4 separate regions of the Homo sapiens genome follow, and regions 1, 3 and 4 are each linked to region 2. A link is a contact called in ENCODE Hi-C or POLR2A ChIA-PET data. All regions are on one chromosome and are shown on one strand. The core of a region is the stretch at or near the end of the contact, and the rest is flanking DNA. Distances in the headings are between cores, read along the strand shown.

What was found. A loop is a pair of places that touch in the nucleus more often than their neighbours do. ChIA-PET counts read pairs that join two places held with the same protein, here RNA polymerase II (POLR2A). Pooled maps may share reads with other maps.
Region 1: a pooled map shows a loop between it and region 2 (21-fold over the local background). The contact joins the promoter of KTI12 here to the promoter of STIL in region 2. A Hi-C loop is called at or near these places in 4 of 50 pooled maps. POLR2A ChIA-PET finds 5 or more read pairs at or near these places in 2 of 52 experiments (Caco-2 and H1).
Region 3: a pooled map shows a loop between it and region 2 (9-fold over the local background). The contact joins the promoter of FAF1 here to the promoter of STIL in region 2. A Hi-C loop is called at or near these places in 1 of 168 maps with a recorded cell type or tissue (CD4-positive, alpha-beta T cell) and 6 of 50 pooled maps. POLR2A ChIA-PET finds 5 or more read pairs at or near these places in 1 of 52 experiments (MCF 10A).
Region 4: a loop to region 2 is called in a pooled map, with 3 times the contacts of the local background. The contact joins the promoter of EPS15-AS1 here to the promoter of STIL in region 2. A Hi-C loop is called at or near these places in 1 of 37 single-sample maps with no recorded cell type and 4 of 50 pooled maps. POLR2A ChIA-PET finds 5 or more read pairs at or near these places in 1 of 52 experiments (MCF 10A).

Annotation. Positions count from the first base shown.
Region 1 is chr1:52,032,477-52,035,372 of GRCh38, reverse strand. KTI12 (KTI12 chromatin associated homolog) reads left to right here and starts at 1,563. Exons shown (of 1, transcript NM_138417.3): 1 at 1,563-2,896. The coding sequence starts at 1,612. The coding sequence ends at 2,676. All of the region lies in intron 2 of TXNDC12 (thioredoxin domain containing 12), which reads left to right. RefSeq lists an enhancer at 1,557-1,856.
Region 2 is chr1:47,312,701-47,315,775 of GRCh38, reverse strand. It overlaps STIL (STIL centriolar assembly protein), which reads left to right and starts at 1,629. Exons shown (of 17, transcript NM_001048166.1): 1 at 1,629-1,740. RefSeq lists a silencer at 1,523-1,572 and an enhancer at 890-1,619.
Region 3 is chr1:50,958,799-50,961,602 of GRCh38, reverse strand. FAF1 (Fas associated factor 1) reads left to right here and starts at 1,336. Exons shown (of 19, transcript NM_007051.3): 1 at 1,336-1,836. The coding sequence starts at 1,792. It also overlaps a transcript of CDKN2C not described here. RefSeq lists silencers at 1,370-1,529, 1,640-1,689 and an enhancer at 2,000-2,049.
Region 4 is chr1:51,516,822-51,519,521 of GRCh38, reverse strand. EPS15-AS1 (EPS15 antisense RNA 1) reads right to left here and starts at 1,250. Exons shown (of 5, transcript NR_183651.1): 1 at 1,076-1,250. It overlaps EPS15 (epidermal growth factor receptor pathway substrate 15), which reads left to right and starts at 256. Exons shown (of 25, transcript NM_001981.3): 1 at 256-323. The coding sequence starts at 291. It also overlaps a transcript of OSBPL9 not described here. RefSeq lists silencers at 33-222, 373-842 and an enhancer at 73-1,001.

The sequences.
Region 1 (2,896 bases), core at 314-2,813, 4.7 Mb before region 2:
ATAGCAGTTGTTATTTTATAGAAGGGGAAATTGAAGTACAGAAAAGTTACATAATTTGCCAGTAGTTACAACACTAGTAAGTGGAGGAGCCAAGACTTGAATGTTTTTTACTATACTGTACAAGAGAGATACAAAGACCCCAGTATATGTGCATCTACAATATACACACATGCACAGGCACACTCACATTTCTGCACCTACCATCCTATAGTGCTTGCTGTTTATACAAGAGATCCAACAGTTTCATGGCTCTGGGTCTCAAACCTACAATAATAGAGTTGCCAGATTGAGCAAATAAAAATAACGGATGGCCAGGCACAGTGGCTCATGCCTTTAACCCCAGCACTTTGGGAAGCCAAGGCCAGTGGATCACCTGGGGTCAGGAGTTTGAGACCAGCCTGGCCAACATAGTGAAACCCCGTCTCTACTAAAAATACAAAAATTAGCCAGATATGGTGGCGCACACCCATAGTCCCAGCTACTTGGGAGGCTGAGACAGGAGAATCGCTTGAACTCAGGAGGTGGAGGTTGCAGGGAGCTGAGATCATACCACTGTGGTCCAGGCTGGGTGACAGAGCGAGGCTCCATCTCAAAAAATAATAATAATAAAATAAAATAAAGGATGCAGGCCAGGCACCTTGGCTCACACACCTGTATTCCCAGTACTTTGGGAGGCAGAGGTGGCACAATTACTTGAGCCCAGGAGTTTGAGACCAGCCTTAGCAACATACAACCTCATCTCTAAAAAAGAAAAAATAAATAATAATAATAAATTAAAGATGCCCAGTTAAATTTGAAGTTTAGATAAGCACCAAATAATTTTAAATATGTCTATGCAATATTTGGGACACACTTAAGCTTAAAAATGTTTTTGGTGTTTATCTGAAATTCAAATGTAACTGGGCATCCTGTATTTTATCTGGCAACCCTACTAAGGAGAAAAATTCCTATTTGTCTTTCAAGTTCTAAGTCAAATGACTATTTCTACATAAAGTCTTCAGTGATTTCTCTGGGTAGTTTGTTTTTCCCTTCTGTTCTTTTATAACCTCACCTGCATCTATCCATTATAGTATTTATTACTCTGATTGTAGGCGCCTGATCCTTCCCATTCAGACCTTTTATCTTTTGTGGGGAAAGCGTTTTATGTTCATCTCTGAATTCCCAACCTTGGAGATGTTGAATGATTGAAATGGTAATTGAATAAACATTTACTGAGAGCCAGTAGGTTTAAGAGGAGGAATGAAGGAGAACCAGCATTTATTAATTGCCTTCTATATGCTAAATATAGTGCTGATTGCTTACAATATTTAATGCCCCTTAGGCCTTATTAATAAAATGGACGGGCAGTCTTTCGCTGCAGGAAGATCACATTCTCCTGAGGCCTATAACATTTGGCATAAATAACTGATGCCATTATAGTCTCTGTATCTCCTTTCTGAGAAAGCTGAACCTGGGCCTAGCTGGCGTAGAACTCCTGTTTCCATAGAAACAAGAGGGTCTGTAAAAGTCAAGGGAGACAGGAAGAGCAGTTTGCACTTCCGGCTTACGTCGGAGACGCGTACAACCCGGAAGTTGGCGCAGCGCGGTTGCCAATGGTCGCTCCCTGAGAGGATGCCGCTCGTGGTGTTTTGCGGGCTGCCGTACAGCGGCAAGAGCCGGCGTGCTGAAGAGTTGCGCGTGGCGCTGGCTGCCGAGGGCCGCGCGGTGTACGTGGTGGACGACGCAGCTGTCCTGGGCGCAGAGGACCCAGCGGTGTACGGCGATTCTGCCCGTGAGAAGGCATTGCGTGGAGCTCTGCGAGCCTCCGTGGAACGGCGCCTGAGTCGCCACGACGTGGTCATCCTGGACTCGCTTAACTACATCAAAGGTTTCCGTTACGAGCTCTACTGCCTGGCACGGGCGGCGCGCACCCCGCTCTGCCTGGTCTACTGCGTACGGCCCGGCGGCCCGATCGCGGGACCTCAGGTGGCGGGCGCGAACGAGAACCCTGGCCGGAACGTCAGTGTGAGTTGGCGGCCACGCGCTGAGGAGGACGGGAGAGCCCAGGCGGCGGGCAGCAGCGTCCTCAGGGAACTGCATACTGCGGACTCTGTAGTAAATGGAAGTGCCCAGGCCGACGTACCCAAGGAACTGGAGCGAGAAGAATCCGGGGCTGCGGAGTCTCCAGCTCTTGTGACTCCGGATTCAGAGAAATCTGCAAAGCATGGGTCCGGTGCCTTTTACTCTCCCGAACTCCTGGAGGCCCTAACGCTGCGCTTTGAGGCTCCCGATTCTCGGAATCGCTGGGACCGGCCTTTATTCACTTTGGTGGGCCTAGAGGAGCCGTTGCCCCTGGCGGGGATCCGCTCTGCCCTGTTTGAGAACCGGGCCCCACCACCCCATCAGTCTACGCAGTCCCAGCCCCTCGCCTCCGGCAGCTTTCTGCACCAGTTGGACCAGGTCACGAGTCAAGTACTGGCCGGATTGATGGAAGCGCAGAAGAGCGCTGTCCCCGGGGACTTGCTCACGCTTCCTGGTACCACAGAGCACTTGCGGTTTACCCGGCCCTTGACCATGGCAGAACTGAGTCGCCTTCGTCGCCAGTTTATTTCGTACACTAAAATGCATCCCAACAATGAGAACTTGCCGCAACTGGCCAACATGTTTCTTCAGTATTTGAGCCAGAGCCTGCACTGACCAGAGGAGGTAGGGGGGAAGCCATGGCTTCTGATCTCCACTCCACTTTATTTCTCTGGGAAAAATAGGCTGCAGGTCTCCAGAGCATATCGATGCAGTACTGTACTAGAGCTGTTGTGACTGATTCACTCAAACTTTCCTGCATACCCCTGTGCCAGGCCTTGGGTTTACAGCATAAGTTCAGACTAAAGAGAATGGAGAACTATTGTGGTGCAACCTG
Region 2 (3,075 bases), core at 380-2,879:
ATCAATACTATATATAATATCAATGCTAGTTGTAGAGATAGGCATATATGGTTTATAAATTTAAGTCACATTCTTTTCTTCTACTCAACAGGAATTTAAAATTTTTATGTTACTTTGCTGGGGGCGGTGGCTCACTTCTGTAATCCCAGCAGTTTCGGAGGCCGAGGTGGGCAGATCACTTGAGGTCAGGAGTTCCAGATCAGCCCAGTGCCCAACATGGTGAAACCTGGTCTCTACTAAAAATACAAAAACTAGCCGGCCGTGGTGGTGCTTGTCTGTAACCCCAGCTACTCCGGAGGCTGAGGCAGGAGAATTGCTTGAACCTGGAAGGCAGTGTGCAGTGAGTTGCAGTGAGCCGAGATAGCGTCACAGCACTCCAGCCTGGGCGACAGAGCAAGACCCTGTCTCAATCAATCAATCAATCAATCAATTAATAAATACAAATTTTGGCCCAGAGTGGTGGCTCACGCCTGTAATCCCAGCACTTTGGGAGGCCGAGGCGGGTAGATCACCTGAGGTCAAGAGTTCGAGACCAGCCTAGCCAACGTGGTGAAACCCCGTCTCTACTAAAAAATACAAAAATTAGGCCGGGCGCAGTGGCTCACGCCTGTAATCCCAGCACTTTGGGAGGCCGAGGTGGACGGATCACGAGGTCAGGAGATCGAGACCATCCTGGCTAACACGGTGAAACCCCGTCTCTACTAAAAATACAAAAAATTAGCCGGGCGTGGTGGGCGCCTGTAGTTCCAGCTACTCGGGAGGCTGAGGCAGGAGACTGGCATGAACCCAGGAGGCGGAGCTTGCAGTGAGCCGAGATCGCGCCACTGCACTCCAGCCTGGGCGACAGAGCGAGACTCCGTTTCAAAAAAAAAAAAAATTAGCCGGGCGTGGTGGTGGGTGGTGGACGCCTGTAATACCAGCTAATTGGGAAGCTGAGACAGGAGAATCGCTTGAACTCGGGAGGCGAGGTTGCGGTGAGCCGATATCGCGTCATCGCACTCCAGCTTGGGCGACGGAGTGAGATTCCACCTCAAAAAAAAAAAAAATTATGTCACTAAAACAGATGGCTTCCTAGGAAAGAAACTGGAAGAAATCTAGAAGTTGAGGATAAGTGATCACAAAAAGGAAAAATTAAAAATGTACATTTTAGAATAAAAATTAAAAAGTAAGAAACTGGAATAACTCTAACTTTCTTGTCTTTTGTGCTTTCAGGTAAAGAGTTTGGAAACTGTTCTTCGGGTGTCCGCTTCCAGTCGCCGACCAATGATCATCTTATAGAGCACTTCCGGCTTCATCTGCCACTCGCTCCTCCGTCTACCTAGCTGGGCTTTCCATTGCGCTTGCGGAAAGCCTACCCCGCCCCGGAACTTAACCGTTGACGAAATGAAAGGTTTAAATCCTCGGATCCTTGATCCTGGAGCGCCGGTGGCGCCCGCAGTTCTCCAAGAAGACTTGGGATTGGTCGAGCGCGGAACCAGTGCGGGGCGCTGATTGGTCGGCACACCAATACGTAACGGCGACCGTGCGCGGCTCTCTAGCACCACCCCCGCTCCCTGACTGGCGAGGTTTCTGACCAGTCAGCAGGCGTGGCGCGGCCTTCAGTTTCGCGAGCTTGTGTTTGCCGCCTCAGTTCCCGCGACCCCAACGTCCCAGAGGCGGGGCCGGAGTCGGCGGTGGCGCTCCTTGGAGCCGGCTCCCGCTCCTACCCTGCAAACAGACCTCAGCTCCGCGGAAGTTGCGGTAAGTGGAGCTTTGTGCTCCTGGTTTCCCCTTGAGAGGCGGCAGCGGGGCCCTGGGAAGGTTGGTGGGTAACATTCAAAGCCCTGTAGTGGGTTCCGCCCTCCAGGAGCCTGGAGCAGATGACGAGAAGGGGAGCTAGTGGGAGAAATTAAGCAGTCCATGAAATCCTTGGGTATCATCTGAGCTAAGGTATGTGAAAGAGGTTTGCAGTCGATAACGTGCCATTTAAAGTTGTTTTTACGGTGGGAATTTCTTGAGGACTGAAACCTTGAATGCTCGCTCTTGCATTCCTCACAATTTCTGGCTCACACTCTGCTACGTAGTAAGGGATCAGTTAATGTTTGAAGTTCATGGACTACTGGAAGTAAAGTGTAAACAGCAAAGTGCGAGAATGCTATGCGTGTGAGTACAGACAGTATAGTACCATCGCCACGGTGTCTGGGAGAAGGTTTCACAGAGGAAGTGACATTCGAGTTGGATTGTGAGGGATGGCGGGGGTTTACTAGGGCATTCCAAGTTAAGGGAGGCATCCTGTGCAGATATTGAAACCGGGGCACTGCAAGTAGTTCAGTTTGACTGGAATGTAGGATGAGTGGATGGGGGGGTTAAGGTTGGAATAATAGAGTGGGGCTGGATTGTGAAGATCCTTTATTCTGTATGTAAAGAAGAGCCATCGGCTTTTTAAAAAAAATTTATTTTTATGTTTATTTTTGAGACGCAGTTTCACTCTTTGGCCCAGGCTGGAGTGAAGTGGAGTGATCTCGGCTCACTGCAACCTCCGTCCCCCGGGTTCAAGCGATTCTCCTGCCTCAGCCTCCCTAGTAGCTGGGATTACAGGCAAACGCCACCACGCTCGGCTGATTTTTGTATTTTTAGTAGAGACGGGGTTTCACCATGTTGGTCGGGCTGGTCTGGAAATCCTGACTTCAGGTGATCCACCCGCCTCGGCCTCCCAAAATGCTGGGATTACAAGCGTGAGCCACCGCCCCTGACATGAGCCATTGACTTTTAAAGCAGGAGAATAATTTGATCAGATTTATATGGAAACACTCTTCTAGCAGCATTATGGGGACTTTTCCATAAGTCTGGTGAGTTGATGAAGTTAGCAACTAAGGTGGTGGGTATGGAAAGATAATTTATATGGAAGAAGGGGTGAGGATGATTTGAACGTTTCTATTGTACACGATAATGACTTTACCTGAGAATATGTTTTGCTAGGTGTAGATGTTGTGTGGTTTTAGTTTTATTACCTTTAGTGGCTTGTACAACACTGACAGAATGAAAGTACCTTATGTATATTGTTTTAAAATAAGAAATCAACATTATCCATCTTTT
Region 3 (2,804 bases), core at 87-2,586, 3.6 Mb before region 2:
TTACTTCACATTTTCAAGCTTTTACATACTTTCCAAAGCAAGTAAATGCCCCATGACAATCCAGAAGCTGATATTTTCCCAAGTCAAGGATGAACAACTTCCACTGTCACACTTTCTCTAACCTGGACGACAATTACAAACTGTCACACTTCATTGTACATAGTCTTTGGCTGTTTTAGTTACAGAGGTTGTCAATTTCTGACCATGGGTTGAAACTTTCAATATTTGGTGAATATTCCAAAATAATTTCTTATGAAAATGAATAGGCCGGGTGCAGTGGCTCACGCCTGTAATCCCAACACTTTGGGAGGCCGAGGAGGGCGGATCACGAGGACAGGAGTTCGAGATCAGCTTGCCCAACATAGTGAAACCCCGTCTCTACTAAAAATACAAAAAAAACTTAGCCGGGCTTGGTGGCGGGAGCCTGTAATCCCAGCTACTATGGAGGCTGAGGCAGGAGAATCGCTTGAACCCAGAAAGCGGAGGTCGCAGCGAGCCGAGATCGCGCCACTGCACTCCAGCCCGGGCCACAGTGCGAGACTCCGTCTCAAAATAATAAATAAATAAATAAATAAATAAATAAATAAAAATAGACTGACTATATTCAAAGCTGGATTCAAGTTTTATCCCATTTGTAAGATGTCTCAGCTTAAAAAAACAAATATAACTGCAGCAGTAGAAAGGTTTTCCCTTTTTTCCCCCTTTGGAGCAACCCTATTAACTCGAGGTTGTTATTTCTCATAACTACCTTATCAATTAAAAAAAATGCTCCTCCTCTTCTCTGGAACGAGATTTTTACCTTTCTCAGCTTCCTCGTCTCTCCCATGTCTACCATGGCAGTCTGGTTACTTCTGTGTTACGGAGTCTGAGGATGCAGACGTCAGGGAGCTTGGGACTGGGTGTGACAGTGTGGATTCGGTTTTGACAGGTTGAGCGTGAGAGACTATATGAAGCTGTATTTTGCTGAAACATTGTAGAGAAAAACATATATTTCTGAAATGCTGTTTGTTAGACGAGTTGTAACAGTGTGTTTAGTTGGTTTGTGAGGGTGGTGTGTATTTGTGTGACTAACCACGTGAGGTGCACAATCTGGTCCCCGCCTCAGCTAGGGGGAGGCGCTATCCTGAGGCCTTTGCTTAAATCCAAACTGGAATAACCTGTTGCGAGACTTGAAGCTTCCGCAGCTGCAGGTTGCAGTCTCTGCCGCCAGCGCAGAGATCCTGGCCGGGTAGTCGCGCGCTCAGCGCTTGACAGGAGGGTGGTCACGTGGAGCCGCAAAGCGGCGCTTTGCGACCTCGATGACAGGCAAAATGTGCGACAGCCGTGGCGCTGGCCAACCAGGGGCGGAGGCGGCGGCCAGGGAGGAAGCGGAGGAGGCGGAGGCGGCCGCGGCGTTCGCCCGCCCGCTCGCTCGCTCGGTTTCCCCGCCCCCGCCGGGCTTAACGCCGCTGAAGGTATCCGGGTGCGCGCTGTCGCAACCTGCCCTCATCCTGGCCCGCGACTGTAAGACCGGACCCACATCCAGACCAATCTTCCTGTCCGGGCTGCTGCGACGCGGGCTCCGCAGGTTGCAGGCGGGCGGCCGGGGCGCCTGAAGGTTACCGAGTGCATGAGCGCCTAGCGCTTCCCGCGCTGCCCCGCCCGCTGGCCCGCCGACCCGCCCGCCGGCTCGCCCGCCAGCCCCTCGGCGCCCGGCGGCGGCGGCGGCGGTGGCGGCGACGGTCGCAGGAGGTGCCGTCTGCCTCCCAGGTGCGCGCTTCGCTCCCGGAGCCGCGGAACTCGGCGGCCGCCATGGCGTCCAACATGGACCGGGAGATGATCCTGGCGGATTTTCAGGTGAAGTATCTGGCCCTCTTCCCCTCCCACTTCCAACCTCGTGGGTTTCCGGTGCCACAAGGGAGTCTTCTTCCCAGCGTTTGAACGCTGCAGTGGTGTGTCATTTAGGCTTTTATACGGTGCGTGGCGTGTGTGTGTGTGTGTGGCGAGCTATGGAGAAGCGTATAATTTATATGCTATCATGAGTGTGTAGAATGTGTTAAGTACGGGTTGAATGGGATTGGAGGTATTAATGACTTGGGTTACAATGTGTGTGGAATGTGTAGTGTTTCCTGTATTATATGGGGGGACGTGTAGAGTTTTTGTTTTAATTGGTGTTGGACCATTAAGTATGGGATGTTTTGGGTGGTTCTGTGGGGAGAGATGTATGGAGTGTGAGCGTGGAGCGTGTGGTGTTATGGGCGTGGTGTATTTATATTGTATTAAGGGAAGAGTAAAAAAGCAGAATGATGAGATGGCGAGGGCAATGACAATGGGGTACTGAGGTCCTTTTCAAAGAGGAGTAAACATTTGAGACTTTGCCTAATTGGAATCTTTGGAGGGTAAGAAGATAACAAGGAGACAGATAAGACTATATATTCCAGAGTATCTCTGCAATGAATTCACAAGCTTAATAAATTACCTATTCATATTTGCGGATTCCCCTCCCCTACAGACTTGAATTGCTTGGTTGGTGTCCTTTCTCCAGGAATACTTTAAAGGATAAGTAAAGGCTGTTCTCTTAATAAACCCAGTCGTAGTGCCACTGACATGTAAGTATCTTAGGAAGGCCCTTTGAAAGTAGAACTGTATGCATTGTGAAAGACTTGGAGCTAGAACTAATATCCTGTGAGTGCTACCTTTGCCTTTTGATGTTTGGTGAAGGAATTATTTTAGTGAGATATTTTTGGCCATTTTGGCATCAACTTAGAAGCTACTGTCAAGTATAGGCAGACTTTTCCCTCTTTTTTAATACTCACATTGCACAG
Region 4 (2,700 bases), core at 1-2,500, 4.2 Mb before region 2:
AATTTTATGTCCGCGCCGGGTTTTCCAAGGCGGCCCCGGGGGCAGGCTCTGGTCCGGTGGCCGAGACTCCGGCGCCAGGGTTTGGGCGGCGCCGCGGCCGGCTCCGGCGGGCGGGCAGGCGGGCGGGGCCAGGCGGGGCGGGGCGGGCGTGGGGAGGGAAGTTGTGGAAGTTAGGGGAGACGCCCGCCCGCCCGCCCCGGCCTCGCCTGCGGCCGCTCCCTCCGCCTCCTCCCCGCCCCGAGCCCCAGTCAGCCCGTCTTCCTTCCCCTCCCTTGCATGATGGAAACACCATGGCTGCGGCGGCCCAGCTCTCTCTGACACAGGTAACGCCACACGCCCGTCCGCCGGGCTTGGCCGGCCGGTGCCCCCTCCCCCACCGCCCTCAGCTTCGCCGACTTCTTGGCTTGTGGGCCAAGCAGGCAGCTTCTTGGCTTGTGGGCCGGGCGGCCGGTGTGTGTGAGGGAAAGCGGGTGCGACTGCGGGAGGGCGCCCTCCGGAGCCGGAGCCCCCCTGCGGCCGCCGCGACCTCGCCCAGGGTCGTCGGGCGCCTCCTGCCCCGCCCCGCGCGGCCCTCGCCGCCCTCCGCGCCGCTGCCGAGTGGACTGTGACCCGGCCGCGCTCTGCCGGTGCCGGGCCGGCTCCCGCGGGGCAGCTTTCACCTACCCAGGAAGTTTCCTCCCACAGGGCCGCACGCATCCCAGGTGAGCTCCTGTTGAGCTCGCGCGGGCCGGCCGCACCCCCGGGCCGCACGAGGCTCGCCCGCCAGGCCGGCTGCGCGCCGCCCCCAGTAGGAGTTGCCTTCCAGAGCCGGACGCGCAGGCCCCCCAAGCCAGTCTTTCCTCTCCAGACCTGCCTTTCTCCCAGGGTCCGACGGAAGCCCTCCCTTCCCAGAGTTTAATGTAGTTAGCCTCGCCTCCAAAGAAGTCTCATCCTACTCAACTACCCACTCTGCCGGCCCCTTCCTCCGTTCAGCCTCTCCCCCCTCCTGATCAGGTTTCCTTCTGGGTCAGACCCCCAATGCAGCCTTTTGCCACCCACGTCTGCTTCCACTTCAACTTCCCCTCGGGGGGCTCACGCCTGATCGCTGTCCAGGTGGATCCCTTTAACGGGTGTGGTGGCTCCGCCAGTCTTGGTGCCAGGAACGGCCTCCCGGGGAGCACTTTTCTTGGGGGGAATCCTCAGCAAAACCTGTTCTCGAGCTTCCCTCTTGCCTCGTTGCTTCCTGTCAAAGTCCAGTCCTTGTGCTTCTCAGAAAACCTCTAAACATCACTCACACTGGGAACCTGGTCCCTCCCTCTCTGTAAAGAAGCCAATTACAATGTAAACATGGTGTCCGGGATGATAAGGTGACAGACACCTGCCAGTTCCTTCCTGCTCCTGTGACCCAAACTCTCCCCCGCGTCTCCTCAGACGGTTCTCTCCAGAGCTGGTGGCGCGTGCTTCCCGATTGGGGCCCATCCCGTCTTCCTTGCCTGCATTGTGGTATCTCACTGCCATCTTGTACTCCTTGGCCTAGATTCGTCGGTGCTTCTAAGGCTTTAGCGCTGGGATAGGGCAAACATTTCGGCAGTGGAGTTTTCTGTGTTTAAAATCAAGAGGCTTTGGGGTGCTTTGCCTAGCACTGTAGGATAGAGAGAAAAAAATGTTTTCTCAGAAACCAGGAGTCACGTACATGCTTCATGTAAAATAACTAACCCGTGTTTGCAGGAATTCTAAGTGTCATAAGGAAAGTCTATTTCCCAGTTTTTTTGATGGTGGTGGTGGTTGTCCTGTTCTGACAAGCAGAGAACCCTTTAACATGGAATGTGGTGGTTTAGTCTTGGTTATGTATGTTTGGAAGGGTCCTCCCAAAACTCAAATTTGAACAACTACAGCACTGACTTTTAGGTATTCACTTTCTGTGAGTCTAGTTAGTGACTTGCATTAAACAAGATCCCTGTTGGCAGGCTGTTGTTTTCTGGCTCTGTTGGCCAATTCTGGCAGGAGTTTTCCCTTGAAGATTTTGTGCTCTTAAAGACTTCCGTAAAATTGCTTCTCAGTTGTGTGCATACTTTATTCTCTCCCTGGGTAATACCATGTTTTTAGCTTCTATTTACATCATTCATCTCTGGAGAATTGCTTCAAGCTCTGTCAGTTTTATAGCCATTTAAAAAATTTACATATGTTCTTGGGTTATATATTTAGGTATTAATGTGTACACAGTAAGTACGGAATCAGTAGTAGCTATTATCCTTCAGTGCCTCACATATGAGATAATATACATTGGTGGTTAATTTTTATTGATAATTCAAATAAGTAAATTCAGAATATTCTGATTTTAAAACATGAAGAGGCAATAAGAGGGATTACGAAGGCACACGAAAAAATAACATTTCCAGTTGCTAGTATACCCTAATGTGCCTCCTTGTTACTTCAAAACTTTGCAGATTTGTGGTTTTTAAATTTAATTTAATTTTTTTATAACTGCCTGAGCCCAATACACTAAGATAACAATGCAGCCTGGTTTCACATTCATTACTGACCCGTTTGTCATCCTCTGTTCCCCCCACCCTGCCCACTCTCCCAGCACACACATTTAGACATAGGCATACTCAAGTGAGAGCTCATTCAGGGCAGGGACATCTTTTAATCCATCTTTCTCCCATGGTACCTATCTGGAAGAAAGTAATTAATAACTGTTGTAGGAATGACTGAAAGCTC